Linked DNA regions of Mus musculus: regions 1, 2, 4, 5, 6 and 7 are each linked to region 3. Evidence: chromatin loops called from intact Hi-C (ENCODE). Cell type or tissue: heart. All regions are shown on one strand. Region 1 overlaps Eln (elastin). Region 2 overlaps Clip2 (CAP-GLY domain containing linker protein 2). Region 3 holds the start of Rfc2 (replication factor C (activator 1) 2). Region 4 overlaps Clip2 (CAP-GLY domain containing linker protein 2). Region 5 overlaps Gtf2ird1 (general transcription factor II I repeat domain-containing 1). Region 6 overlaps Gtf2ird1 (general transcription factor II I repeat domain-containing 1). Region 7 holds the start of Eif4h (eukaryotic translation initiation factor 4H).

What was found. Hi-C counts contacts between places; a loop is a spot of excess contacts. Peaks named below come from ENCODE experiments on the same cell type or tissue, not always from the same donor. Only the 100,000 strongest peaks of a DNase experiment are listed, where the experiment ranks them.
Region 1: a loop joins it to region 3, with 2.5 times the contacts of the local background. A loop is called at or near these places in 4 of 42 quality-filtered maps.
Region 2: a loop joins it to region 3, with 3 times the contacts of the local background. A loop is called at or near these places in 30 of 42 quality-filtered maps.
Region 4: it touches region 3 in a loop (5-fold over the local background); 31 of 42 quality-filtered maps call a loop at or near these places.
Region 5: it touches region 3 in a loop (2.6-fold over the local background); 8 of 42 quality-filtered maps call a loop at or near these places.
Region 6: a loop joins it to region 3, with 2.5 times the contacts of the local background. A loop is called at or near these places in 9 of 42 quality-filtered maps.
Region 7: a loop joins it to region 3, with 4 times the contacts of the local background. A loop is called at or near these places in 2 of 42 quality-filtered maps.

What each region holds. Positions count from the first base shown.
Region 1 is chr5:134,702,271-134,706,270 of GRCm38, reverse strand. Eln (elastin) reads left to right here. Exons shown (of 37, transcript NM_007925.4): 34 at 486-530; 35 at 954-983; 36 at 1,691-1,741; 37 at 2,447-3,676. The coding sequence ends at 2,490. Among named protein-coding and RNA genes, the nearest start is that of Limk1, 16 kb to the right of the region's middle. In heart, a CTCF peak has its summit at 1,943 (motif pointing right); a DNase peak (open chromatin) is centred at 1,828; H3K27me3 peaks cover 1,593 bases.
Region 2 is chr5:134,492,664-134,496,663 of GRCm38, reverse strand. It overlaps Clip2 (CAP-GLY domain containing linker protein 2), which reads left to right. Exons shown (of 17, transcript NM_009990.3): 13 at 279-435; 14 at 2,296-2,455. Among named protein-coding and RNA genes, the nearest start is that of Gtf2ird1, 38 kb to the right of the region's middle. In heart, a CTCF peak has its summit at 2,219 (motif pointing left); a DNase peak (open chromatin) is centred at 2,223.
Region 3 is chr5:134,580,586-134,584,585 of GRCm38, reverse strand. Rfc2 (replication factor C (activator 1) 2) reads right to left here and starts at 1,896. Exons shown (of 11, transcript NM_020022.2): 1 at 1,700-1,896. The coding sequence starts at 1,797. In heart, a CTCF peak has its summit at 1,936; DNase peaks (open chromatin) are centred at 1,875 and 2,383; H3K4me3 peaks cover 1,855 bases; H3K27ac peaks cover 799 bases.
Region 4 is chr5:134,498,553-134,502,552 of GRCm38, reverse strand. It overlaps Clip2 (CAP-GLY domain containing linker protein 2), which reads left to right. Exons shown (of 17, transcript NM_009990.3): 10 at 1-27; 11 at 2,404-2,461. Among named protein-coding and RNA genes, the nearest start is that of Gtf2ird1, 44 kb to the right of the region's middle. In heart, CTCF peaks have their summits at 910 and 2,309 (motif pointing left); a DNase peak (open chromatin) is centred at 2,312.
Region 5 is chr5:134,373,103-134,377,102 of GRCm38, reverse strand. It overlaps Gtf2ird1 (general transcription factor II I repeat domain-containing 1), which reads left to right. Exons shown (of 30, transcript NM_001081464.2): 21 at 26-209; 22 at 968-996. Among named protein-coding and RNA genes, the nearest start is that of Gm46925, 27 kb to the right of the region's middle. In heart, a CTCF peak has its summit at 3,654 (motif pointing right); DNase peaks (open chromatin) are centred at 2,422 and 2,962; H3K27ac peaks cover 634 bases.
Region 6 is chr5:134,383,307-134,387,306 of GRCm38, reverse strand. Gtf2ird1 (general transcription factor II I repeat domain-containing 1) reads left to right here. Exons shown (of 30, transcript NM_001081464.2): 15 at 1,470-1,517; 16 at 2,223-2,288; 17 at 3,384-3,567. Among named protein-coding and RNA genes, the nearest start is that of Gm46925, 37 kb to the right of the region's middle. In heart, a CTCF peak has its summit at 2,017 (motif pointing left); a DNase peak (open chromatin) is centred at 2,046.
Region 7 is chr5:134,637,082-134,641,081 of GRCm38, reverse strand. It overlaps Eif4h (eukaryotic translation initiation factor 4H), which reads left to right and starts at 1,673. Exons shown (of 7, transcript NM_033561.2): 1 at 1,673-1,841. The coding sequence starts at 1,783. In heart, no CTCF peak of the experiment used is centred here; a DNase peak (open chromatin) is centred at 1,651; H3K4me3 peaks cover 2,598 bases; H3K27ac peaks cover 1,960 bases.

The DNA of each region.
Region 1 (4,000 bases), 120 kb before region 3:
GGAAAAATCGCTCTAGGACAGGAGACAACTATGGAAGGAGTACCCGCCCCCCAAGTTGAGCATATTGCCAACCAAGCTTAGAGCATAAGCCACAAGGCACCACACAGGCATATGAGACGGAGACATTTAATTAAGAAAGGGACGTCAAGGCTTGAGGACATGGCTCAGTTAGCAAAGCATTTATCATGCAAGCATGAAGACCTGAGTTCAAACTCCCAGTGTGCATGTAAAATTTGCAAGCTGGGGAGGAGGTGATTGGAGGATCCCTGAAGTTTGCTGGCCCAGCTAGTTTTGCCAAATTAGTAAACAAAAGGTTTAGTGAGAGAACACAGGCACAAATACACTACACGCAAACACCCCGCAAAGAATGTGGCTTCAGTAGCATACGGCAGTGGGAAGGAGCTGATACCAGACATCATGACCAGGTGATAAGGCTACAGCATGGCCTGCCACCACACATCACCAACCATAAGTCTCCCTTTCAGGAGTTGCAGCAAGACCTGGCTTTGGACTTTCTCCCATTTATCCAGGTATGCCCAAGTGTCCTGCCCTGGGACCCTGTTCTGGGCTCTGCCAGACTCTTCTTTCTCCTCTGCTCCATTTGTCCAGAAGAGCTGAGCTACCATCTATAATAGACCCAAAGATGAGCCCAGACATCAATCTGGTCCATAAGGACCTTTCTAAGGACAGGGACACCCTTCATATCTCTCAGTGTCCCTGTGGGTCAAAGAGCTTCCCTACCATACTTCTCCTGAGGTAAACTGAGGCTCAGAGACCACTAACCACTATTCAAAGATCCCACAGTGAACAGAGACAGAATCAGGGACTCCTGCTACCCAGGTCCAGGACTGGCCCGTTCCTATATCACATGTCCTGCTCCAATCAGGGAGGAACATGGCAGGCTCCCAGAAGTGGGCGTACTGATAATACCTTTTCTCCTTCTTTCCCCATAGGTGGTGGTGCTGGGGGCCTGGGAGTTGGTGGTGAGTCTTCAGTAAAAAGACATCTCATAAACTAGCCTTGTTGGTAGAAGGAATCTTAGCACTATTGGGGGGTGGGGGGGGTATGGAGTCTGAAGCAGAAGGATCAAAGTTCAAGACTAGCCTGGACTATGGAGAGCATTCCAAACAACTTAGTCAACTCAGCAAAACTCTGTCTCAAAGTCTTTTATAAACATTTTTTTAAAAGGGCTGATGATGTAACTCAGCAGTAAAGCAATTACTTAGAAACCCCTAGTGAGGGGCTGGGAGTGTGAATTGGTGATAGGTTACCTGTCTAGAATCCTCCAATCAGTGGCTCAGCAATAAATCTCTTACTTAGAATCTTTCTGATACATTACAGGCGTGATTCAGTGATAGAACCCCTGCCTGGAATCCCCCAGGGAGAGGCTGGGGGGGTGGCTCACTGGTAGAGCACCTGCCTAGAATCCCCCAGGTAGGATCCAGGAGTGTCACTCAGGAACAGAGCTCTTGTCTAGAATGCACTAGGTCAAGGTTCCGTCCCAATACTACAGAGCTTGACTCTGGGAAGAAAGGTGTTAGCAAGACCAGAGGTAGGTGGGCTGATTGGCAGGAAGGTCTTAGGAGCCTACAAAAACAGGGTGGAGTTGGCACAAGATGGGGATGCTGGTAGAGATAGGGGAACCCAGTATCCTCCCCACCTCATCCTTTCCCAACACCCCCATACACAGGAAAACCCCCGAAGCCCTATGGAGGAGCCCTTGGAGCCCTGGGATACCAAGGTAAGTAGAGACTCTGTCCCTAGGGAAGGAAGACACAGAGTCAGAGGTCAATGCATATATTCATAGATGGGAGCAGGTCTAGGACCCTCCATGCTTACCCTTGGTGTAGCCTGAACATTCTTGCCCATGCCCCTCTCTGCACAGAGGAGTCTGGGACTTGAAAGAGACAATGAAAGAGAGTGGGAAGGACTTCCAGGACAGACCACCAGGTGGCACTAACAGGCCACATCTGGGAGAAACTACATGAGGGCTAGACACCAGCCTGTGCTACCTCCCTACCCCAGGCTATCTATCCCCAGGTTTGCTAAACAGGTCTTCTCAGAATTCAGCAGGCTGTGGCAGAAGCATTGGCCAGCCTGAACTCTATAGGAAACAGTGTCAACAACAACCCCAACCAGAGAGAGAGAGAGAGAGAGAGAGAGAGAGAGAGAGAGAGAGAGAGAGAGAGAATGAATGAGAGCGAGCAAGCAATGAGAATATAGCTCTAGGTTTCATCCCTAGCATAGTATAAAACCAAGCAAGGTGGTGTATGCCTATAATCTCAGGATGGAAGGAAGGGAGGGAGGGAGGAAGGAAGGAAGGAAGGAAGGAAGGAAGGAAGGAAGGAAGGAAGGACAGACTAGCTTCTTTTAGATTTTTCCTGGGATGGAAGCAGACAGAGGGACCAAGCTGACCATCACTTGTCTGTGACCTGTCCCAACCCAGGTGGGGGCTGCTTTGGGAAATCCTGTGGCCGGAAGAGAAAGTGATCTTCTGGGGACCCCTGACTCGCGACCTCATCAACGTTGGTGCTACTGCTTGGTGGAGAATGTAAACCTTCTATGACCACCCCCTCCTCCATCCCCCTGACCCCCACCTGGGAGGGGACAACAGGCCAGTGGCCTTGGAAACCCACAGGACAAGGAAATCAGACAGCAGCAGCCATGCAGCCCTAACCAGAAACTCCCCCCACCCTATATCAGAGGCCAGGGCGGGTGTCCCATCTCTTCCCACCCAGGAGCTCCCCCCCACAGTCTCCATCTCCAAGGGAAATTGGTGCTACATGTTGGTGCTTCTTCTTTGTGGGGGGAGGGAGGAGGGAAGGGTATCCCAGGGGGGATTGCCCCCTTCCCTGAAGCCCCTCTATTAAGATGGTGCACACCTTTGTTGGGCAGTCCCACCTCCCCCTGCCCACCAGGAGCCATTCCTGGCTGCATCCCATTGGTACCCAAATACCGGAAGCCTTGACGATGGATTTGGTGACATGATCCCTCTCTCTTTGGTTCCCCTGTCCCTGCCTCCTGTTACCTAAAGCTACTTCCCACATCTGGGACACCCTGGAGTCAGATGGCTCCTCACACTGGGAATAGCTCCCTTGTTCTTATGGAATCCACCTGCCATCCACCCATCCACCTACTCATCCATCCATCCATCCATCCATCCATCCGTCCATCTTGACTGCCTAGTACCACTAAGCTGGCTGGGCATACCCACTATCAACCTGGTTCACCTGTCATGGCAGCCTGTCCCCGTCCCCACCACACACCCCGATCCTGGCCTAGGGTGCAAAGGGTTGTGTGGGCTGGTTGTCCCCACATGCAGTACTGTAACCCCGTTCTTCCTGGAGCCACTCTTACAGAGCATGTCTCACCACCCCACCTCTTTGTGTTTCGCTGTGATAGATCAATAAAATATTTTATTTTTTGTCCTGGATATTTGGGGATGATGTTTGATTGTTGGTGTGCTCTTTGGGTTTATTTTTGTGGCTAATTGGGGAGAGAGAGAGAGAAAAAAAAATTTCTAATCTGGGGAGCTATATCCTCAGGAGAAAATTCATTTTAATCGCTTTGGTATAACTCTGGATGAAACACACATTTAAAAAAAAATCAAAAACGAAATAAGAAAAGAGAATTAATTGCTCTAGCAATGACTAATAAATATAAACTTTTTAAAGGCTATTGTCTTGGGTCTCTTTTAGGTTTGTATGCGTTGGTGTGTGTTCAAGTCCATACACGTGTGTGTGCAGAAACCAGAGAACAACTTTGAGTGTTACCTCTTGTGTGCTCTCTCTCTCTCTCTCTCTCTCTCTCTCTCTCTCTCTCTCTCTCTCTCTCTCTCTCTCTCTCTCGTTTGAGGTATAGTCTCCCCCTTACCTAGAACTCACCTAGCAGAACCGCAGGGTTCTGCCTGGTCTGCCCCTTCCCGCAAGTGCTGAGATTATAAGCACTCACCACCAAACCCTGCTCTTTTGCTTTGTACATGGGTTCTGGGGACCAAATT
Region 2 (4,000 bases), 88 kb after region 3:
TTAGGGTAGCATTACTATCATCTCCCACCCTGGCCAGACCAGCCTCTCGCTGGTGTTTGAGACAGGGTTTCCTGAAGCCCAGGTTGTCCCAAAACTGGCCTTGAATCCACGTCTGAAGAGCTTGACCACAGGCCTGTTTGGTATCACTCCAGTTTAAGTGGTGCTGGGAATAGAACCCAGGGCCTCTGATTTGCTGGGGCCAGGGCTCTACACACTGAGCCACACCCCCAGTTTCCATCTGTGTTTGAACTCTCTCCGTTCCCTGCCGCTTCCCCCAGCTCTAGAAAACAAGTGCAAATCAGGAGAGAAGAAGATAGATTCTCTCCTGAAGGAGAAGAGGCGCCTAGAGGCAGAGCTGGAGGCTGTGTCTCGGAAGACCCACGATGCCTCCGGCCAGCTGGTCCACATCAGCCAGGAGTTGCTGCGGAAAGAGAGGTGAGCGCCCGGGACTCGGCCTCTGAGGTTGCAGAGATCTTTTCTTTTTTCTTATTTCTATTACCATCATTATTATTTTAATCTTTTTAGATGTGATTCTTTTATGAATATGAGTGTTTTGCCTGTGTGTGTGTCTGTGTGTCCTAAGTTGTGCCTGGTACTCTCAGAGGTCAGGAGATCAGATCCCTGGGAAGTTGAATTGCAGATGGTTGTGAGGCAACCCGTGGGCACTAGGAAGCCAACCTGATTCTCCTGCAAGAGCATTAAGTGCTCTTAACCGCTGAGCCATCTCTCCAGCCCCTCAGAGTTCTAACTGCAACGCTGCAAGCAGCACGTGATAGAGATGAGTGTGTGTGTGTGTGTGTTGAAGATTTGTTTATTTATGATTGTGTGTGTGCCTGAATATGCACTGTGTGTATTCAGCTGCCTGTGAAAACCAGAAGGGGACCTCAGATCCCCTGGATCTGGGCTTACAGATGGCTGCAAGCATCCATCTGAGAGCTGCGAATCAAACCCAGGTCCTCTGAAAGAGCAGCCAATGCTCTGATCCACTGAGCTGTTTCTCCAGCCCTAACTTCTGTTTTCTGGGGACAAGCTCTCCCTGCATACCCGAGGCTTGCCTTGAGTTCCCTAGTCCTCCTTCCTCAGCTTTCCATGTGCTGGGACTGTAGGGGTGAGGCCCCGTGCCCAGTTAATCCAGCATAAGTAACAACATGGTTTTCAGGTTCGTTTTTGTTCTGTTTTATTTTATTTGCCTATGGGAAGTTGTACATGCTATAAAAATGTGTGTGGGGACAGAAGATGTAACTTGCTGGAGTCCGCTCTCTTTTTCCACTGTATGGGCCCCAGGGATCGAACTTAGGTCCTCAGCCTTGGTGGCAAGCACCTTGACCCACTGAGGTATCTTGCCTGGCCTCTCTGACTTGGAAATAATGATCTCATTTACCTCTAAATCCAGCCGGGTCGCTGAGCACGATCGTGCATGTGATCTCAGTATTCAAGAGGTCAAGAGGTTCCCCCGAGGCTGTGGGATGTGACTCTGTTGGTAGAGAGCCTTCCCGGCACGCAGGACATCTGAATTCTGTGCCCAGCACCACGTACATCAGACATAATGGCTGTGACTGTAATCCTCAAACTCAGGAGGGGGAGACAGGAGGGTCAGGAATTCAAGGTATTACATAGAGTTGGAGGCCAGTCCAGGCTTCATGAAACTCTGCCTCAAAACAAAAAGGGAAAAGGGGAAAAAAAAAAAAGTCTAAAAAAACGTGTTGAAATCCGGGCGTGGTGGCGCACGGCACGCCTTTAACCCCAGCACTCGGGAGGCAGAGGCAGGCGGATTTCTGAGTTCGAGGCCAGCCTGGTCTACAGAGTGAGTTCCAGGACAGCCAGGGCTATACAGAGAAACCCTGTCTCGAAAAAAAAAAAAATGTGTTGAGTCTGGGGAGATATCTGCTCCTCCATATGATCTCAGATTGATTCCCAGCACCTACACAGTGGTTCACAAGCATCTACACCTCTAGTTCCAAAGGGTCCGACACAATCTTCTGGCCTCAGAGGATACCAAGCATGAGTATGGTACACAGGCATACACGAAGACCAGACACCCTTATACAGAAAACAAAAGTAAATATCCAAAGAAGAAACAAAAAACCCCAAAGCTCTAAGATCAGCTAAGTCCTCTTGATCATCCCACATCCAAAAGCTATTCCTCTTGGGTGTGGTTGACCCATGCCACATCCTTCTTGCTTGGCTCTGGTTACCATTGCCTTGTGGCTGGCGCCCCCTGGTGGTAGTGAACCTCCAGTCCAATGGCTCATACTACAGAGTTGCAGAATTGATGTGACTATCTGCCCACTCCAGGAGTCTGAACGAGCTGAGGGTGTTGCTGTTAGAAGCCAATCGCCACTCCCCAGGGCCCGAGAGAGACCTGAGCCGTGAAGTACACAAAGCTGAATGGCGGATAAAGGAACAGAAACTGAAGGATGACATCCGGGGCCTGCGTGAGAAGCTGACCGGGCTGGTATGTGCAGGCAGGAGGTGGGGGCGGGGAGAAGGGTTTGCCAGGGCTGTCCTGCTGCCAGGCCGAGGAGACCAGCGATCTCCTAGAGTCACAGTGGGGGGTTGAAAATTCAGTCCTCCAGGATCTCAAGCACGGAGCAGATGAAGGGCCATAGCCCCTTTTTAGACATCGTCACCAGAGATGTCCCTACATGAAAGAGTCTGCTCTGTCCAGAGCCAGTCATGCATAGAGGATTAAAAAATACATGCAGGGAGTATCTAACCAGAAACCAGGTTAGTTATCTAACCAGAAACCAGGGTCTGGGCTCCTTGTTAAGTAGCGTGTGGGGTTCTGTCAGTAGAGAGGCGAGAGGTTCAACTCAGGGCCCTGAAGCGCCTTCTCCGGTGGAAACTACTGGACTTTGAGCTGAGTTGCAGTGAGTGAGTGAGAATGGACTTATTGGCAGCGTAGGACAGAGCTGGTCCCACCTCTTTCCTTTCTGTTTCACATTTACAGCCCGATGTTCCAGCCGTCTCTGGCCACCTCTGGCATATGGATTGGGTGGATCAAAGAGAATGGGCCTCTTTTTACCCCCACACTTTGGGGCTTGGGGGTTAGATGTGTTGTTTCTGGCCCTGGAGGGATCCATGGGTTAGGCGAAGGTGGAATAATAAAGGATGCTTAGAGAGCTGAGAGGAGGTGACTCAATTGATAGACTGTGTGAGTAGAGCCCTGGGTTCTGTCCCCAGCACTACGTAAAATCAGATGTAGTGTCCTGTGCCTGTAATCTCAGCACCGGGGATGTGGATGTAGGAAGATCAGATGTTCAAGGCTATCCTCAGCTACATAGCAAGTTCTATGCTAGCCTGGGCTACATCAGACTCTGTATCTGAAACAGAGCTTTTTAAGCCATATGGGACCCATCTGGTTTCATATCTGCTCCTAGGTATGGGGTTATCAGGCCTAGCTGCTCTGCCAGTGTTTTGTGTCTGGCTGGTTAAATGCCAGCTCACATGTGCACCACAGGGTACTTGTGGCCTCTATGACTCTGTGCCACAGAAGGAGACAAAGACAAGGCAGATTTCCCAGAAGTGTTGGGCACAGGTAAAGGGAAGCTCAGATTTTTACCTGGAGCTCTGTGCTGGTAGACCAGCCCCGCACTTGGAAAAGCATAGTGGAAAGCTAGAAGATACATGAAAAAGCGCTGGGCGTGATGGCGCATGCCTTTAATCCCAGCACTTGGGAGGCAGAGGCAGGTGGATTTCTGAGTTTGAGGACAGCCTGGTCTACAGAGTGAGTTCTAGGACAGCCAAGGCTACACAGAGAAACCTGTCTCAAAAAACAAAACAAAACAAAAGATATGTGAAGAGTATGGGGCCCTGAGAATCAGGGAGATCTGCACAGAAACTCTGAGCTTGGCCTAAAGGCCCAGGCTGGGCTGAGCATTAAGGAGACGGGGCCCGACACGAGTGTCTTGGAATGCTTTGGTTGGAGACCAGAGTGGGGTGTGTGGACTCTAACCATTGTGGTGGAGGAGAGAGGAGACACTTGTAAGGAGCCAGGCTC
Region 3 (4,000 bases):
CCTCACACTCCCTGTGTAGCTAAGGTGTGAGCTACTCCAAGGGGATACCCACTTTCTTTTTACTTATTTCGATGGCTACCAGACAATGCTAAATTATATACATGGTGCATTTTCTTTTCTTTACTTTCCTTTTCTTTTTTGAGTGCTGGGGATGAAACCCTAGGCCCTGAGCATGCCAGGCAAGGGTCTGCCACTGAGGGATATTTCCAGTTTGCATACTTTTCTAGTATACTTTACACTTTAGGCCAGCATTCTCAACCTGTGGGTCGAGGACCCCCCACCCCCGCCCGGGGCTGTTGACTGACCCTTCCTCAGGGAATGCATAAGGCCACCAATAAACTTAGATATTGACATCATATAACATAACAGCAGCAGAATTGCAGCTATGAAGTAGCAATAAAAATTTTATAGTTGGGGGGGCACCCCAACATGAGGCACTGTATGAAAGGGTCACAGCATTAGGGAAGTTGAGAACCATTGCTCTGGAGAGATAGTTCAGTGAACCGAGGAACCTCTCTGTGGTCTGCTGTCAGAAACCTTACTTTTGATAAAGAAAAACTAGTGCTGGGGTAGCTCCATGCTAGCATGTGGTCTGGCAGCAAGTTCCATGCAAAAACTAAAAGCTCAAAATTCACCTGCAGCCCCTGTCCATAGGCAGAAGACACAGTGGGGTCAGAATTCGTCATTCTCGACTATACAGAAAGTCTGCAGCTAGCTTAGGGTGGTGAGACCTACCGTAACAAAAGTGAAACACACACACACACAGAGTTTTGTTTTGTTAAACAGTGTTTCTATGTGTAGCCCTGGCTGGCCTCCAACTCAGAGAATCACTTGCCTCTGACTTCCAAGTGCTGGGATCAAAGGTGTGTGCCACCACCTGGCTAAAGCTAATAGTTTTTTAAGATGAGATTTTTAAACAAATAAAAAAATATGAGGCCAGGGCTGGAGAGATGGCTCAGCGGTGACGAGCACTGCCCGCTCTTCCAAAGGCCTTGAGCTCAATTCCCATAGTGGTGGCTCACAACCATCCGTGATGGGTTCTGATGCCCTCTTCTGGTGTGTCTGAAGACAGCTACAGTATACTCATATACATAAAATAAATAAAAGCCATTAGCATTGCACTGCATGAGGGCCTATTAGTCACGTTTAAGCATCATTTAGATGAACCTCGAGACACATATTCCTCAATTTCCATAAATAAAAATCTCTACCTTTGCCTGGTGGCTTACACCTGCCATTCCAGTATTTGGGAAGCTGAAGCAGGAGAACTGCAGAAACTTCAAGACCAGCTTGGGCTTCACAGTGAACCCCAGGGCTGTGAATGGGCCTCAGTCCGTAGAGTGCTAGCTTAGCGTGCACGAGGCTCTGTGTTCCATCCCCAGCACTGCTTTACGGAAGTAATGCATGCCCTGTCACCCCAGGATCAACGTTCAAAGTCATCCTTTGCTACGTAGTGAGTTCGAGTCCAGCTTGGGTTACACAGGACACGATCTCAAAAAAAAAAAGAAAGAAAGAAAGAAAAAGAAAAGAAAAGAAAGAAAGAAAAACAGAATATCTAGCTTCAAGAAGGAAAGGGGAAATCTGCGCTCCTGGGGACATCTGCACCTTCTCTGTCCCCTAGACCCAGGTCGAACCCAGGGTTCCTGGAGCTCGGCCCGCCCTCACGTCTACGCGCGCGTTACTATGGCTGCAGGCTCACCACGGCAGCTCGTAGTGGCCGGCGGTCTTGCTGGGGACAGGCGAGGGCTCCTGCGCCCCACTCTCGGATGGGTCACAGCCACTCTCCTGAACCTCCATTCCGGTGGCTGCTCTTCCCGCCACCCGAGGCCCCGCCCCATGCCGCTTTGACGGAAGTCTGGGTCCTGGTTTCCGGGCAACGCCGAGAGGAAAGCGGAAGTGCGTTATAGAGGCGGTGAATCTCTTCCTGCGCCTGCGCAGAGAGCACCGCGTAGCCATCCCTGGCCGCTAGAGGCCGCAGTGATCTCAGGAGCTGGCGTTTGAGAGGCGGGGGGGGGGGGGGGGGAGACATTTTATTATATCTTATTTAATTGTGACATTAAATAAGATAAAATAAAATCATTTCATTTCTTTTTACTTTCATGGACTTTTATTTTTTTTGAGACAGGGTTTCTCTGTGTAGCCCTTGACTGCTCTGAAACTCACTGTGTAGACCAGGCTGGTCTTGATTTCAGAGATCTGCCTGCCTCTATCTCTTGTGTGTGCCACCAATGCCTGGCTAAAATAAGGTTTTTTTTGTTTTGTTTTGGTTTTGGTTTTTCGAGACAGGGTTTCTCTGTGTAGCCCTGGCTGTCCTGGAACTCACTTTGTAGACCAGGCTGGCTTCGAACTCAGAAATCCGCCTGCCTCTGCCTCCCAAGTACTGGGATTAAAGGCGTGGGCCACCACGCCCGGCTAAATAAGTATTTTTAAAGAGATGCTTTCTAGGCCCAGGTTTGGTGGCACAGGTCTTTAATTCCAGTACTTGGGAGCAGAGGCACATGGATCTTTGTAAGTTCAAGGCCAGCCAGAGCTATGTACTATCACAAATTTCAGAGCTATCACAAAAATTAAACAAAAAAACAAAAAAAATACAACAATAACAAAACTAAAGATACTTTCTGGCCAGGTAAAGTAACACACACCTGTCATTCTTTTTTTTTTTTTTTTTTTTTTTTTTTTTTAATCATATGTGAGTACACTGTAGTTGTCTTTAGACACCTCAGAAGAGAGCATCAGATCTCATTATGGATGGCTGTGAGCCACCATGTTGTTGCTGGGACTTGAACTCAAGACCTTTGGAAGAGTAGTCAGTGCTTTTAACCACTGAGCCATCTCTCCAGTCCCACACCTGCCATTCTTACACTACTAACAAGCCGGGCAGGAGGAGAGTGAGTTCTGGGACTAGAAAAGGGAGACTCTGTCTCAACAAAGCAACTACAACAAAAAAAGCTGACATGACACATACCTGTAGCTTCAGCACTTGAAAGACAGATGCCAGCCTGGGGTACATGAGATTCTTAAAGAAATAATAGGGCATGGGTCAGAAGCCTGGGTTCCACCAGTATCAACGAGGAAAAAAAAATGGTTTTCTCCAAGGTGGCATTTTCAAGGTTTAAGGCTGGTGATTTCCAAGCAGGCTCGCCCTACCGTTAGCAACCTCAGCAAACTGCTTATTTTCGTAGTCTGCCTGCCCAGACACATCCCACGGAGTGCCTCTGGTAAGCACAAAGGTTTTTATTTGAACTCTTTGGCTAAACATTAGCAGTTTTTTAATTGCTTTCCTTGCTTTTTGTTATTGTTGCTGTTGAGAAGGTGTCTCTGTAGCCCTGGCTGACCTGGATGTGTGAACCAGGCTGGACTTGAACCAGGGGAGATCCCCCCACCCCTGTCCTTGGAATGCTGAAATTAAAGGCTGTGCCACCACTTCTGGTCATGCTTTGTTGTTGTGTTCCCTCTTTAGCAATAAGAAAACAAGGAGAGAACTTTTACTGATGGGCACAGAGGACGGATTTTATGTCCCTGGATGTGGGGTGACCTTTAAGACCTCAGCTGTGGGTGGCTGATCATTGAGCCTTTCTTTCCTTTGGTTTCTGGTCTGTTGACATTTCCTCAGTGAGCATGTCCCTGCTGACAGCGCTGGGACCTCTTCATCTACAGAGCCACAAGAGACCAGTTGCACCCAACTTGGGTAAGATGTGTCTTATGAATCCCTGAGCAAATGATTGATGGGAGACAGAGACAAGAATGTTCTCTCTCTCTCTCTCTCTCTCTCTCTCTCTCTCTCTCTCTCTCTCTCTCTCTCTCTCTCTCTCTCTCTCCTCTCTGTTGTTTCAAGATAGGGCCCCACTATGTAGCCCTGCTTGTCCTGGAACTCACTATGTAGACCAGGCTGGCCTCGAACTCACAAACATCCACCTGCTTCTGCTTCCCAAGAGCTGAAATTGAAGGCACTGCAACACCCAGGTCTTGAACTTCTGAACCCCCTGCCTCTACCTCTGGA
Region 4 (4,000 bases), 82 kb after region 3:
TCCCTGTGCTCAGCCCAGCACAGCCATGTAGGCTGCATTCGCTCCTGTGGGGCTCAGCGGGGATGGAGGGGCCGGGAGGGCGTGGCCTCTGCGCGCCAGTTCCAGAGCATTTTCCTTGTGCCTGGAGCTAGCCAAGGGGGGCTCAGAGGAGGAGGAGCTTCTGTCTCCCTCTGTCAGAGCCTTGGGAATCATCGGGACCACTGTAGACTGAGAGGACCCTACTTGATCCTTTGTGGGCTTTGAGAGCCATTGAAGGCGCCATTTTGTTAGGCCCTAAACTCTGATTGGCCGAGACTTGGCAAATGGCAAGTTCAAGGCCAGACTCAGTACCTTAGTGAGGTTCCGGTTCAAAGTTGTTTTTTAAAAAAGAGCTGAGCAGAGCACTAGAATGCTTCCCTAGGAGAACCTCAGTTCCATCTCCAGCATGACAAAGCAAATACACACCGTCTGTGGCTAGGGCTGCCCAGAGCCGCTTTTGCTCTCTGTACCTGGCACTCAGGTACCACCCACAAGAAAGGCACAGAAACTGTGCCTCCCAGATCCTTGTCTCATCAGACACCTATCCAGGGACACGAAGATGTCCCTTTAGCCTCTAGAAAGGTCACAGCCACCATGACCCGCTTTGTCCCAAGTCTAGAAATGCCTACCTTTATGGTCCTTGCCCCAGATGAGCATGCCCCGTTGGTCCCTGAGGGATGTCAGGGAGTGTAGAGAGCCCCGTTCGTTCTAGCAAGCCCAGAAGGATGTTTTAACTGGCTCTGTGCTCCATATCGTGCACTGGTCCATTTCGAGGTTTATTGTGTTTAACCATGCACAGATATGCACATGTTGCATACCCAATGCCCATGGAGGCCAGGGCTTCCTGTACCCTGGAGCTGGAGTTCCGAGTGGCTGTGAGCCACCTGGCTTGTGTGCTGGGAATTACACTCAAGTAATCTGCAAGCGCAGTGCACACTCTTAACTGCTGAACCGTGTCTCCAGCCCCCAGTAACTCATTTAAAATACCCTTACAAGGGGTCAGCTAGGAGCTTGACTCTCTAATCCATTCACGGTATCTCTCGCAGTGTGGTGTTTAGGGAATCAAGTATCTGTAGCTCCAGGTCTTAGAAGAAAAGACATCTTCCTGCCTTGTTTCTTTCTCTCAGGAAGGAACTTTTTTTTTTTTTCCTTATTTGTTTGTCTGAGATAGGGTCTTGCATAGCCCAGGCTGCCCTCAAACTCGCTCTGTAGCCGAGGAGAACCCTAAATTCTCTATCCTCTTGTCTTTAACTCTCAGGTGCTAAGATTACAGATCTGAGTCACCATACTCCACCTTGCTGATACATGTGTGTATGTATGTGTGTGCATGCTCACGTGTGTGCACATGCGTCTATGGTGTGCATATGTGTGGAGGTCAGAGGTCAACCTTTTTGTACCAACTTTTTATTTTTTTGGACTGGTCTGGAGCACGTGACATAGGTAGGCTAGGTTGAATGGTTGGCCACTCATCACCAAGGATCGGCCTGCTTCTGGTTCCCAATGCTTGGATTACAACTGTGCACCATTGTGGTGTCCAGCCTTTTTTTATGTGGGCTCTGGGGCCCAGACTCCAGCCCCACTGCTTGCCTTTTACCAAGTGAGTCAGCTTCCTGGCTCACCGGGTTTTCTTTTCCAATCAATGTTTTCTTCCTTGGCTTCTGAGTTTACTACTAAGTATTATGAAGAAGGCAAGGCAGTTAAGTCCCTAGATGAGCTGGCCCTAGATGGGCCATCCAGGCTCTGTTGTACACATTGAGTGCTTGTTTTATGATTGAAGAGCTGGGGGCGTGGCTCAGTGGTAGAGCCCCTGCCTAGAATCCCCCAGGGAGGGACTGGGGCATGGCTCAGTGGTAGAGCCCCTGCCTAGAATCCCCCAGTGAGGGGCTGGGGGCGTGGCTCATTGGTAGAGCCCCTGCCTAGAATCCCCCAGTGAGGGGCTGGGGGCGTGGCTCATTGGTAGAGCCCCTGCCTAGAATCCCCCAGTGAGGGGCTGGGGGCGTGGCTCATTGGTAGAGCCCCTGCCTAGAATCCCCCAGTGAGGGGCTGGGGGCGTGGCTCAGTGGTAGAGCACCTGCCTAGAATCCCCCAGTGAGGGGCTGGGGGTGTGGCTAAGTGGTAGAACACTTACCTAATATGAAAAAGGTCCCAAGTTTCACCCTCTGCTCCTTGCTCCCCAAAATAGCAGTTCAGGGGCAGCAGGGGAATTCTTACAAGGCAGCTGGAAGCCAAGTGGGAGCTTCCCTTTTCTCAAGGAGAGGGATCCAAGTGTGTCTGCTCCCCCTGCTGGCGCATTGGGTCCCTGCATCCCCAGGGCCCCTTTTCACAGGTGGAGGTGTGGCCTGGGTGGTATGGCAGGCATGTCCCCTTACAGGACTGTTCTTTCAGGTGATCGAATCCAGTGACCTTTCTGAGGAGACAATTCGGATGAAGGAGACTGTAGAGGGTGAGTAGCCTCGGGTAGGAGTCAGGCTTTGTGGAAAGCTAGCTGGATGCCACCTTGGAGCTGAGTCACGAGGTCTGCCATCAGCGACTCAGTGAGCGCCTGCTGTATGTAATCACCCCTCCAGGAGTGAGTGTCATGGGATCAGGGAAGGAAGAGGTATATCCGAGATTCAAGAACCACCTTCATACCTGGAGGCCATGGCACATACCTTTATTCCCAGCTCCTGGGTGTCAAAGGCAGCAGATCTCTGAGTTCAAGGCCAGCTTGATCTACAGAGTGAGTTCCAGGACAGCCATGGCTGTACAGAGAAACCCTGTCTCAAAGAAAAAAAAAAAAAAGAAGCAGACAAACAAAAACTGTTTTCCATGCACTGTTGAGATGGCTCTGTGGGTAAAAGGCTCGCTGTCGAGGTTGACGAGTTGAGTCCCATCTCCGGTGGCACATGGTGGCAGAGGGGACTGGACGTCTGCAAGTCGTCCTCTAACTGTCACCTTCAAGCTGTAGTACACACACACATCTACACAGTAAAATTAATGGAATTTGGAAACGTTTAAAGGTAAAGGGCTACCTTCCCTGTCTGGGATATTTATAGAAAGGGAAAAACCAAAGGATGTAGGGGTCAAATTGCAAATCTCAGGAGCTTCGGACTACAAGTGGTCAATTGCTCTTACCTTGGTGACAGTCCCGTCCCTCTAGAAAACAGAAGCCTTTGTGCCTAGTGCTGGCTTTTGTAACTTATTTGGTGTTTACCTTATTTTTAAAAATTAGATAAATAATGTTAGGATTAGAGTATATAAATTATATCATATAAATAAAAGTTAGATATAAGCTGGTGTGATGGCATACACCTTTAATCCCAGTACCCAGAGGCAGAGGCAGCTAGCCTGGTCTACAGAATGAGTTCCAGGACAGCCAGGGCTACACACAGGAAGCCTGTTTCAAACCCCCATTTCCCCCAAAATCATACATAAACTAGCCACGCACATGCTTATAGTCCCAATTCTAGGGAAGCTTAGGCAAGACTGCCGTGAGTTCAAGGCTAGCCTGGGCTATATATTGAGACCTTGTCTCAAAAAATAGTCATGTGGGATAGGATTCCCATGAGTTCAAGTTTAACTTGGACTATATCTCAAAATTCTTTGTTTTTTAAGATTTATTTATTAATTTTATTTATGTGAGCACACTGTAGCTGTCTGTAGACACACCAGAAGAGAGCATCAGATCCCATTACAGATGGATGTGAGCCACCGTGTGGTTGCTGGGAATTGAACTCAGGACCTCTGGAAGAGCAGTCAGCGCTCTTAACCACTGAGCCATCTCTCCAGCCCTCAAAATTCTATTTCAAGGAAAGTAGATATAAGTTGGGGGTTGGGGGTGCGGCTTGGTACAGTGCTTGTCTAGCATGCATGAAACCCTGGGTTCTATCCCCAGCACCATATACAACTGGACCTGGTGATGCATGTCTGTGATCCTAGCACATGGGAAGTAGAGGCCGGAGGAACAGAAGTTCAGGGCTATCCTCAGCTATGTAATATGTTT
Region 5 (4,000 bases), 210 kb after region 3:
GTACAACTGCCTCTCTCCTATCCAGGTGAAGCTCTGGGCATCAAATACCCAGTGCAGGTGCCCTACAAGAGAATCAAAAGCAACCCAGGCTCGGTAATCATTGAAGGCCTACCCCCCGGGATCCCATTCCGCAAACCCTGCACCTTTGGCTCCCAGAACCTGGAAAGGATTCTCTCTGTGGCTGACAAGATCAAGTTCACGGTCACCAGGTATTTGATGAGGAAGAGCTCAGACTAGCCTGGCTGGGATTGGGAGCTGGCTCCAGAAGTTCCTATAGTAGGGGGTGTTGGAGAGGGACTACAGCTAGCCAGTCGCGCTAAATGACTTGCTCCGTGTTTGGTGAAAAAAAACCTTTGCTCAAAAAGGAAACAAAGAAAAGTAGACTGATGAAGGAAGATTCTGGAAGGCGACCTTTGGCATGCATGTGTGCACATAAACAAGACTACTTCTCTCCCCCACCCCCCGTGCACATGCTCACACGGTACAGATCCCAAAACAGGCCTCGAATCCCAGCACACAGGAAGCAGAGGCAGGAAGGTTATGGGTTAACCTTCATAACCATAAAGTTATGCCCAGCCTTCATAATTAGACCCTTTCTTTAAAACAAAAACAAAAGCTAGGGAAGTGGCCTGGTTGGTTTCATGGCGTGTCTAGGACACACGAAGTCCTGAGTCCCATCCCCAGCTCTCATAAACCAGGAGTAGTGGTGCATACCTGTAACCTCAGCGCTCAGGCGGTAGAAGCAGGAGGAGCAGACTTTCAGAGTCAGCCTTGGCTAGAACATCAGGATTCAAGGCTAGGCTGGGCTCCATGAGACCTCTCAAAGAGTCAAACATTGAATGCTAGTGTCTGAAAAGGACCCTGGGCTTTTGTTACCAATCCCTTGGCAAGCTAGTATCATCATCTACCTGGTGGTAACCTCGTCCCCATCCCTTTCCCCTGAAGCTCACTTCTGTTTCCCTTCCAGGCCATTCCAAGGACTTATCCCAAAGCCTGGTAAGTGGTACTTCTGGGGGTTTGGGAGGTACTTGGTATTAGGGGTGGGGGTTTGTGCACAGTTCTGGAAATTCAAAACCTTCATGGGAGACACCTGCCTGGCTCAGGCGCAGGACCAGGGTACTACCCTGCTGTTCCTGCAACTCCCTTTGCGTCTGCCTCCGGTTGATGGAGAAAGGCTGCAGAATCCCTGGTCTTAAGACCCAGAGACCCCGTTGAGATAACATTGGAACCACGGGCTTCACCCAGTCAGTCCCATGACCTCCGGGAGACCTGGCTAACTCAGGAAATGGGGAAAATTGATGGCAAATGTATTTGAATGTTGTCATAGGGTACAGGGAGCTTGGTGGTAATATGTGAGGCATTGGGGAGCTAGGAAGATAACATAGTCTATAAAGTATTTGCTGTGCAAACAAGAGAACCTGAGTTTAATCCCAGGAACCCACATTTAAAAAAATCTGTGTAGGGGTGGATGGGATGGGGGGGGGGGAGAAAACACAGCTGTGCTTTGTGGTGCAGTTTGTAATCCTGTTTGGAGGAGGTGGAGCTTTGCAAATTGCTAGGGCTCACTGAGCAGCCTGCCTGGTCTATTCAGCAAGTTAGCTCCAGGTCAGTGAGAGACCATCTCAAATGAACAAAAGAAAAAAAGCTGAGCATAGTGGCCCACCTGGGAGGCAGAATTTGAGGTTTGCTTGTCTACAAAATGAATTCTAGGACAGCCTGGCGCTACACAGAGAAACATTGTTTCAAAAAACAAAAGCTAGAGAGCTCCTCTGGAATCCCCAGTGAAAGGCTGGTGAGTGGCTCAGTGGTAGAGCCCCTGCCTAGAATCCCCCAGTGAGGGGCTGGGGGCGTGGCTCAGTGGTAGAGCCCCTGCCTAGAATCCCCCAGTGAGGGGCTGGGGGCGTGGCTCAGTGGTAGAGCCCCTGCCTAGAATCCCCCAGGGAGGGGCTGGGGGTGTGGCTCAGTGGTAGAGCCCCTGCCTAGAATCCCCCAGTGAGGGGCTGGGGGCATGGCTAAATCAAGCTTGCTAAGATTTCGTGTATTTCACCAAGCCTGGTTTATGAGGTACTGGGGCTGGAACCAGGGCTTTATGCACTCTAGACAAGAACCTATCAAATCAAGTATATCCTTAGCCCCCAAGACCCCATCTTGAAAAAAAAAAGTAAACAAAACAAACAAAAGAAGCCCCTGGCCTCATTTTTACCTGCTGCAGCAGCTAACTGGGTGGACTCTAGGATCCTGGTGCCCACTGTGGAGAGAGCCCTGGGTGGGACCAGAGGCTGGACCAGAGCTGGCAGTCAGACCATGAGGGAAATGAGTACTTCCTCAGGAAGGAAGCTGGGGACAAGGCAGTACTTGTGAACACAGAGGGCTGCCTTTCCACCAATGAGAGATCCAGAAAGTCCCTTCTTTGGGACTGACCCTAGCTCAGCCTGTCTGCCCTCCACCCCAGCTCTTGAGTTAGTTTGTAAACATGGGCCTCTTGGACCCTGGCTGATGATAGCCTAAAGTCAGACCCTAGCCAGTTGCCACCCCTGACACAAGTGATTATCTAAGCTGATGTCACTGCTGGGTGCTTCTGCTCCTGTCCCTCTGGGGTCCAGGAAGTATGGCTAGACCTCCAGCCTCGGTAGGAACCCAGTATATAAGTCAGCCAATCCCCCTACAGCCCCCATGGCTCTCCCTGGCCTCCAAACGCACTCGTTTTGGGGACAGCGTCCTGATATGTATCCCAGACTGGCCTCAAATTTGTGGCCTTTCTGCCTCAGCTTCCAGAGCGTTGAAGTTACAGTAGTGGGCCACCACTCTGGGATCGGTTACCTTCTCCCAGGAGGAAACATAGACTCAAGAGAGTTGAAGGAAATTTCTCGAAGTCACAGAGCATTTGCCTAGCCTGGCTGAGATTTGAAAGGAAAAGACTTCCCTACTTGCAGGAGCTAAGTTGTACCTTAATGTGCTAAATCTGATTCTGCTGAGTGTCTCTCTGTCGCCCCCTCCTGACCACTAGGTGCAATGACATGGGTCCTATGGTCCTATCTGTAACCTCCCTTTTTTACAAATTCCCAGTTTAAACTGGTTTATTTACTTGATGGATAGGGTTTGATATTAGGATTTTTTACTTATGTTCGTTATGTTTTTTCTAGACAGGGTTTTTCTGTGTAACCCTGGCTTTCTTGGAACTTGTTCTGTTTACCAGGCTGGTCTTGAACTTATAGAGATCTGCTTGTCTCTGGCTCCAGAGTACTAGGATTAAAGTCATGAGCCACTAGCATCTGGTTTTAGAATTTTGAGTGAGTGTGTGCGTGAGTGGGGGGAGTGTGCCTCTGTGTGTGTGTATGTGTGTGTGTGTGTGTGTGTTTATGTACAGAGGCCAGAGAGCAACCCTAGATGTTGGTCCTGTGGAGCTGCCCTATTAAATGTATTATTATTTTTATTTTATTTTATTTTTTTAAAGATAGTATCTCTCACTGGCCTGAAGCTAGGCTGACCAACTAGTCCCAGGCATCCTTCTGTATCTGCCTCTCTGGTGATGGGATTACAATTTCACACTATCGTTCATAACTTTTAATCGAGGGGGTGGGGGAGAGGTAGGGAAAAGAATTGTTTGTGAGTGCAATTCCTTTAGAGACCAGAAGATGTCACCAGATCCCCTGCTGCTGGAGTTTCAGTTTTGAGCTGCCTGGCACAGGCCCTGAGAACTGAACTCAGGTCCTCTCAAAGAACAGTGAGCATTCTAAACCACTGAGCCATCTCTCCAGCCCTAAGCCTTGCTTTAAAAAAAAAAAAAGAATTACTACATAGTGTGTGTATGTGTGTGTGTGTGTGTATGTATACACCCAGGTCTTCAACCTTAGAGGCAGGAAGGTGTTTTTACCATCTGAGCTACTTGGCTGGCTTCAGGCCCTGCTTTTACAGAGGATGTGGGGCTCAGATCTTATGTTTCCAAGCTAAACACTTTACCCACTCAGCTTTTGTCTGTTGTGGTTATTGCTGCTGTGTT
Region 6 (4,000 bases), 200 kb after region 3:
TACAAATGGTTCTGAGCCCGCTGATACACATGCCCAGACCGGAACTCTAATCCCCTGGTAAAGCCGTAGCTGCTCCTAACGGCTTAGACATCTCCCCAGCCCCACTTACTTTATGTTAGACAGATAACCTAAAGGTGTGCTGGATAGCAAACCCAAGGCCTTGCACATCCAGGCAAGGGCGCTGCAATTGATCTGCATCCTTAGCCATGCGTGTGTGTGCGCGTGCATGTACGTGCACACTTGTACGTGTGTTTCTTTTTATAAATTCTGAGAGAGGACCTCACTCAGTTGGGCACCTGGTCCTGAACTGGCCTCATCTTCCCTCAGCCCCCCAAGTTGCTGGGAGGACACGTGTTCCTGTTTTACTTCTTTGGTGTGATCACATACATTGATAAAAAGCAGTGTGGGGGAGGGAAGGGTTTATTTGACCCACGGGCCCCCGGTTACATTGCAAGGGAGTCCACCAAGCCTTGAAGCCTCTAGCAGTATCAGTCACATCTGTAGTCAAGAGCAGAGAGAATGGATGCACACTTATTGCTCCCCAGGCTTGCTCTGTTTTACAATTGAGCACCCAGGGGATGTGGCCACGCCCCTTCAGTCTGGCTCTAACCACCCACGTTATATTAACATAATCAATATAGTCCTCCACAGACATGCCCACAGGCCCATTAGATTTAAGGGACTCCTTACTGAGGTTGTCTAACCCCTAGTTGTTCAAAACATCAAAAAGTGGAGGCCAGAGGGATGGCCCTGCGTGGGAAAGCCCTTTTTGGGTCGAGTCAGCAATTCAAACCATCACAGCTGGTGTGCATCGCCTTGGATTTTGAGACAGGTTCTTGCTACGTAGACTAGGCTATCCTGCAATCCATAATCCTCCTGCCTCAGCCTTCCCGTGTGGGATTATGCCACAATGTGCAGCCTTTATACTGTAAATATATGAGACCGTGTTCATGTCTTTAATGGATTTTTTTGGTGCTAGGAGTGGAACCCAAGGCCCAAGTGCATGCTATGCAAATGCACTGTTGCTGAGCTGCTGGGCTGTGTGTGCTCCAGACTCTTAGCTTTTTTTTTTTTTTTTTTTTTTTTTTGGATATAATCTCACTGTGCAACTCAGGCTGGTCTCGAACTTAGAAACCTGCAACCTCAGACTCTGAGTTCCTAAGATCACAGGTGTGGGACTCCCCACACTGGATCCTGGTGTGTTAACTTCTCTGTCACACCAGGAGAATGGGCCCTGTTCTTATTCTCCCATGAGCTCCTGGGTGTCTGGGATACAGTGGTTGCAGGCTGGTCCCTGCAGGGGTCCATAGAGGAAGATTGTAAGTCTCTGTTTGAAAGGCATATGTGTGTCCTGGTCCCATCTGGAGACAATCTCCTCTGTCTCAGAGTTGAGGCTCTCTGGCCTGGCTTTCCCTCCTCCAGTTGAGCTTCCTGGACAGTGTCTCCTAACGTCCTCTGTTTTCTCACAGACAAAGGCCCCAGTGAAGAACCGTGGTCAGAAGAGAGGCCGGCCGAAGGTGAGGCCTACCTGTATCCCATAATTCCCTCTCCGTGTCCACTCTAGCCCCAGAGAATTCCTCCCTTCTACTCCATCACCCTGAATTTATTTAGGTTGGGAGACCCATGTGAGGTGTACCAGGTGGGAGAAAGTTCTAGACTGTGTTATAACTGACAGGCATCCGTCAGAATAAAGTTTTAGTTTAGACTTATATACACATATCTAACTGACTTCCATGAAGGAGTCTAAGCCTCAGTTGGGCCCCTCATCTTCCTGAGCAAGCTATTAGGCTTCAATATGTAAAACTAGCATTCTGTATAGAAGATACACTAAGAAAAATTGCATTTCCTCTCTCTCCTGAGCAAAAGACAGGGTAGGTGGTAATCCTGTTTATTACTAGCATGTCTACTCAGAGAATAAAACAGCCTCTTGTCAGAGATGAAGGTCACTTTGTACAACCCAGCTTGACATAGGTCAGATACCTGTAATTAGGAAGTGTTTGCTGCCCCCTGGTGGCAGTGATGCAAATTACAGGCTTGCTTTGCACCCACTAACTAGGTATGCAAAAGCCAGAAAAGTACAGGCGTGGGTAGAGCTGCCTTTTTCTTTGTTCCGTTTAAAAGTCTCACCACAAGGTCATTTCTGATGCCTCCAGAGCTGGGGGGTAAGTGAAGCAGCAAATTTCTCTACTCAGGAAACTCAGCACACTGCCTTTGCCTTCCAGAGAGCCCTGGTGACGTGATCCGGCCCCTACGGAAGCAGGTGGAGATGCTGTTCAACACGAAATATGGTGAGTACGGAAAGGGGCGGGCCTCTAGGACAGAGACAGAGACAGGGCTGGGAGTCACCTAACTAACTGGTCCATATAGTTCACCCGTGGCAACAGCCTCCGGCCGAGAATCCCACCCTGCTGGCCTGTTGGTCCACACACTCTTCCTCCAGATCATTCTCCGGCTCGTGTGCTCTCAGTCAGCCTTAGCCACAGGCCTCGTGGACAGCTGCAGGCCTTCCTGGAAATTCACAGCAAGAAATGGCTTTCTCCGCAATCCAGAAGAGTGGGGGTGTGACTCAGTGGTACAGTGTTTTCTTAGAACCCACCAGGGGCGGGGCTCAGAGATTGAGAGCCCATTCGTATAATCCTCTCATGAGGGGTAGAAATGGAGCTCAGTGGTAGAGCCCCTGCCTAGAATCCCCCAGGGAGGGGCTGGGGGCGTGGCTCAGTGGTAGAGCCCCTGCCTAGAATCCCCCAGGGAGGGGCTGGGGCGTGGCTCTGCAGTGAAGTGCTTGTTTAGCGCATATAATGCCCTGGATTTCATTCCTAGCCCTACAGTAAAATAAGGAAGAGTCCAGGAAAGAGGACAAGATGAAAGAAGCCTGCTTTCTTTGGCTCCTTGAATTTGCCATGTGCTGGCTTTTTACACCGTCTCTCATCCCTTCTTTACACTGCCCTTGTACCCTAAGATCCGTTTTACAAATGAGGAAATAGGAAGTTGCCTGCAGCCATGATTAGGCTACTCAGGGGCAGAGTACCTTAGACATGGCTCATCCTAGGTCTGGCATACAAATGGGGCTGTGTGAAGGCTCAGGGGTTTTGAAGGCAGTAGTGGGGGGAGGGGAGAGCAGCAGTCACCTCCCAGCAATACTTCTATGTTCTGAAGGCTTGAGTGAAGAGCAGCTTTGGGGTTCACATTCCTGGGCTGTACGCCTCCAGACACAGCAGGACTTTCATTCTGCCTGCCGACTACATGTGTTTTTCTCTCCTCTGGCAAGTTGATTGGGTTCAGCTGAGCGCTGTCTCTAAAGCCCTGCCACCTGCAGCTTGCACAGAGAGATGGGGGCAGGGATGGGGGTTCCAGGTTGCCTTACGGCAGCCGTGTATTCGCAGCCAAAGCTATTGGTACCTCAGAGCCGGTCAAGGTGCCCTACTCCAAGTTCCTGATGCACCCGGAGGAGCTGTTCGTACTGGGACTGCCTGAAGGCATCTCTCTTCGGAGACCCAACTGCTTTGGGATTGCAAAGCTGCGGAAGATTCTGGAAGCGAGCAACAGCATCCAGTTTGTCATCAAGAGGTAAGGTCTGGGCTGGGTGTTCCAGGCTAGCCAAGGAAACACAACAGACAGACATTTAAAAGGAGCGTGGGCTTGAGGGTGGGGCTGGAGAGATGACTCAGCTGTGAAGGCCTTTAGCTCGATGGACCTGAGGGGTGGTCTTTGGATTAGTGGTTCTCAGCCTGTGGGTAACAACCCCACAGGCATGGTTAGGGGTGGGGTGGGAAGATGAGGGGGCGGAAGTTCCAAAAAACCCTTTCACAGAGGTTGCCTAAGACGGTGGGAAAGCACAGATATTTACATTATGATTTGTAATAATAGCAAAATTGTGAAGATGCAGCAAACATGTTGTGGTTGATGGTCACCACCACGACATCAAGGACTGTATTAAAGGGTCACAGCATTAGGAAAGTTGAGAACCACTGCCTCGGATCCAAACTGTGGAAGAAGAGAA
Region 7 (4,000 bases), 56 kb before region 3:
ATGCCTGGCCCAGCTGGTTATTTTATTTTGTATGTATGGGTATCTTCCCTGCATGTATGTCTGTGTACCTCACGTGTACCTGATACTCTCTGATCTTCTTGGAGGCTAAAAGAGGTTGTCAGATGCCCCTGAAGCTGAGTTACAATTTTGAGTTGCTATGTGGTTGCTAGAGATAGAAATGAAGCCCCTGGAACATTAGACAATGAGTGTCCTTAGCCTCTCCTGCCCCTGGGGTTTGTTCTGTAGTTTTGTTTTGTTTTTTTTAAAACATTGTGTCTTTGTGTGTCAGGGGTACAAAAAAGTGCTGTAAAATTCAGAGGTTCTCCTTCTTCTTGGTTTTTCAAGGCAGGGTTTTTCTGTGTATCCCTGGCTGTCCTCGAACTCACTCTGTAGAGCAGGATGGCCTCAAATTCATAGATCCGCCTGCTTCTGCCTCCAGAATGAGGGGAGTAAAGGCCTTTGCTACCACTTCCTAATTTAGGAGTCACTTCTTAGGAGCTGTCCATCTTGGTTGAATTTTTTTTTTTTTTTTTTTTTTTTTTTTTTTGAGACAGGGTCTATGTACCTGGTCCTCCCGCTAGATGTGTGTGTGTGTGTGTGTGTGTGTGTGTGTGTGAGAGAGAGAGAGAGAGAGAGAGAGAGAGAGAGAGAGAGAAAGAGAGAGAGAGACTCATCTTCTACCATGTGGGTCCTGGGGATCAAACTCAGGTCAAGCTTGGTAACAAACATCCTCACTCACTGAGCCCACCTGCCCACCCTTAAAATTTCTTTTTCAGAGCAGACTCCTGCAAAAATAAAACATATCTAATCTCTTATCAGTTCAACTACAAACAGCCTCATCTTCACCACCCCTCCCCAATACCCAGACAGAGAATACAATTTGTTTTGTCTTTATAAGATTTATTTTGTTTTTTATTTATTTTATTTTATTTTGGAGACCAGTCTCAGTCTTCCTAGAGTAGGGATTACAGATATTTACCACCACGTCGTTTGTAGCAGGTCTCAAAAACAAAGATATTTCACTTCGTCTTGTTCACACACACACACACACACACACCATTCTCACTTACAAGCCTTCTGCCCTTGGTCATCTAGGGACCTCTACCTAGAACAGGTTGTCTTCCTTTTAGCTTTACCCAGGGACCATTTGTCCTGAAGAATTGTGCCCAAGTGGGACCAAGTGGGGCAGACCTAGGGCACTTTAATAAATCTAACGTGATACCAGAGATCCCAACATAGTGGCACACTGTCACCCCAGCCCTTGAGAAAGGGAGAGAGCAAAAAACAAAAAAACAAACCCAAAAAAACAAAAAACAAAACTAGGGGTTCAAGGTCATCCTCAGCTACAGCGCCCCAGCTCCAGGCCAGCCTGGGCTCCACAAAACCCAAACTGAATCTAGTGACAATGAGAAAGCAGCGTGCAGGGTGACAGACAACGCCCGAGGGGTAGGTGACCACGGGGCAGGGCGGGGCAAGGACAGTAAGAGGCAACCACGCGTGAAAGCAGCAAGCTAGCACACAATGGGCCTGGGAGGGCAGAGCGTGCGCGCGGCGCCCCGGGGGCCGGCCGCCGCACCACGTGGGCCGCAGAGCGCGCCGGGGCCAGCAGCGGGCCCCGTCGGCCCAAGGCCGGGCGCGGCGGCGCGCGCATGCGTGCGTGCGACTTGCGATCAGGCAGCGCGGCGGACAGCCCCGGTAGCGGGGCGGGCGGGGGGAGGAGGAGTTATATTGCGGGGTCCTTCCTCGCTGGCCCGCTGGTTCCTCAAGGAGCGGAGACGGCAAATGGCGGACTTCGATACCTACGACGATCGGGCCTACAGCAGCTTCGGCGGCGGTAGAGGGTGAGGCGAGCGGGGCGCGGTCAGGCGGGCCAGCGGCTCGGCCGGGGGGAGTGCCGAAAGGTTCGAAGGGGGAGGCGGCCTTGCCGCGCTCACTCGAGACGGGCGGCGGGAAGCGGCCTGAGCAGGCCCGAGGCGAGGCCTGGAAATGGCGCGCTCCGGGAGCGGCTGGCGACGGTTAGGCTGCGGGTCTCTCGCTTGCTCGCGGCGCACATCCTGCCCTCGGCTCCGCGCCGGCCCCGGACCCGGCACCCTGCGGGGCCTCGGTCGGAAAGTTAGATCACAGCGACACCGGAGGGTTTCCCGGGGATACCAGTGCCCGCCCGCCGCGTCCAGCTTTCTCCCCAGCGCGCTCCGGGCTGGGATGCAGCGCGGAAGCGGGCGGCGGCGGCGGAAGCGGCCTGCCCCTCTCCAGGGTCCCCGCTGCCTGGCGGAGCCCCTGGGTCGCTTCTGCGAGAGGCCCGCCGGCAGCGAGAGGGGCGATTTCCCTTCCGATTCGAGTCTGGATGCTGGGACCGTCGGATCCAGCGAGGGAGACAGGGAGCGGGGACCTGAACCAAAACAAATCCACCGTAGTGGGGAGTGTGCGTGGCTCTTTCTCTCTGCCTCCCTGGCGTTTCGAATGCCTTATTGACAGATACTACGTGTCTGCTGGCGGAGATTGTTGATTTCTTCCCAGTTTCTTCCCTGACCTGGGGAATCGCTTTCGCTTCGTTCTGATTCCGGTCAGATAAAGACAACATACTTTAAAACCAGTCCTCCTCCCACCTCCCTAAATCCTTTACTGATGAATAGATAGCTCCTGGTGCATAATTCCAAAAAACGGGCGCCCGGATAGTTTGTGCCCTTTTAAATAACACGTTACCAGCTGGGGTTGTGGCTCAGTCACAGAGCGATTGTCTAGCATATCTTGGATTCAGTCTCCTGCCAAACAATAGAAATAAACAAGCATCAGCCACTTGCTTTTTTTTCTTTTTTTTTTTTAAGCTTATAGGAGTTTTATGGGACAATTTAATCGTCTTGTTTATTTGTCAAGGACACACTTGGCTTTTATCCTTTTTTACAGCAAAGGTGACTTGCCCGGAGAATATCACAATAGTTGTACTGAGGTGTTGGGTTTCCTAGGTGGCTGCCCCCAAAGTGTCTTTTGTTAGGTGAAGAATGATCACCTTTAAATACCTGGGTTTGAGAGTGAGTCACAGTCTTGTTTGGTTGCAGTAGTGTACTGGGTACTCTTCATGCTTTCAGAAGGAGGAAGTTGGGGCTAAGGTGGAGCCACACGTATTTTATTTGCTAATAAAAATAAAAATAGGTGTTGGATGAAATGTTAGCATGAATACCCTTGGGGATGGCTTTCTAGGTATGGGATTTGTACTAACGTCCCATTGGGTTGTTTTTTTTGTTTTAAAGATAGAGTCTTGGTGTGTATGTAATTCTGGCCAACTTGGAACACGCCATGCAGACCAGGTGAATTCAGCCCACCTCTGCCTTCCCAGTGGTGGGATTAGAGGCCTGAGCCGGCATGCTCAGTTTGGGTTGGGTTGTTTTTCTCTACTTGAAAGAAGTAAATGTGCTCAGGGGCTCTTTTTTTCCTACTCGAATCCTCATACTGTAGAGAGGTTGAGGCAGGAGAAACCCAAGTTTCAGACAGCCTGGACTACATAGTGAGGTCTTATCTCAAAGGGGAAGAAAACGCCTTTGAACAAACTTCCCAACCTTTGATGATGATGGAAAGGTCATTAGACTTAGCACATGCCACAAATGAGACCCTTGAATAACTTTAAAACATTAGAAAAAAATTCAAATCTCTCAAGATGCAACTTATTTGAAATACTTATAGGCAGATGAAAATGTTAGCCATTTACCTAGATGATCTCTCAAAGCTAATTTGAGATTCTTAACTTTTGGTTTTTCGATACAGGGTTTCTCTATGTAGCCCTCCCTGACTGTCCTGGGACTCACTGTGTAGACCAAGCTGGCCTTGAACTCAGAAATCCTCCTGCCTCTGCCTCCCAAGTGCTGGGATTAAAGGCGTGCTCGTGCGCCACCAAGCCTGGCGATTCTTAACACTCCTTTAAGCATCCCTTAAAGATGTTCTGAAAAGGGCTGGTGAGATGGCTCAGTGGGTAAGAGCACCCGACTGTTCTTCCAAAGGTCCAGAG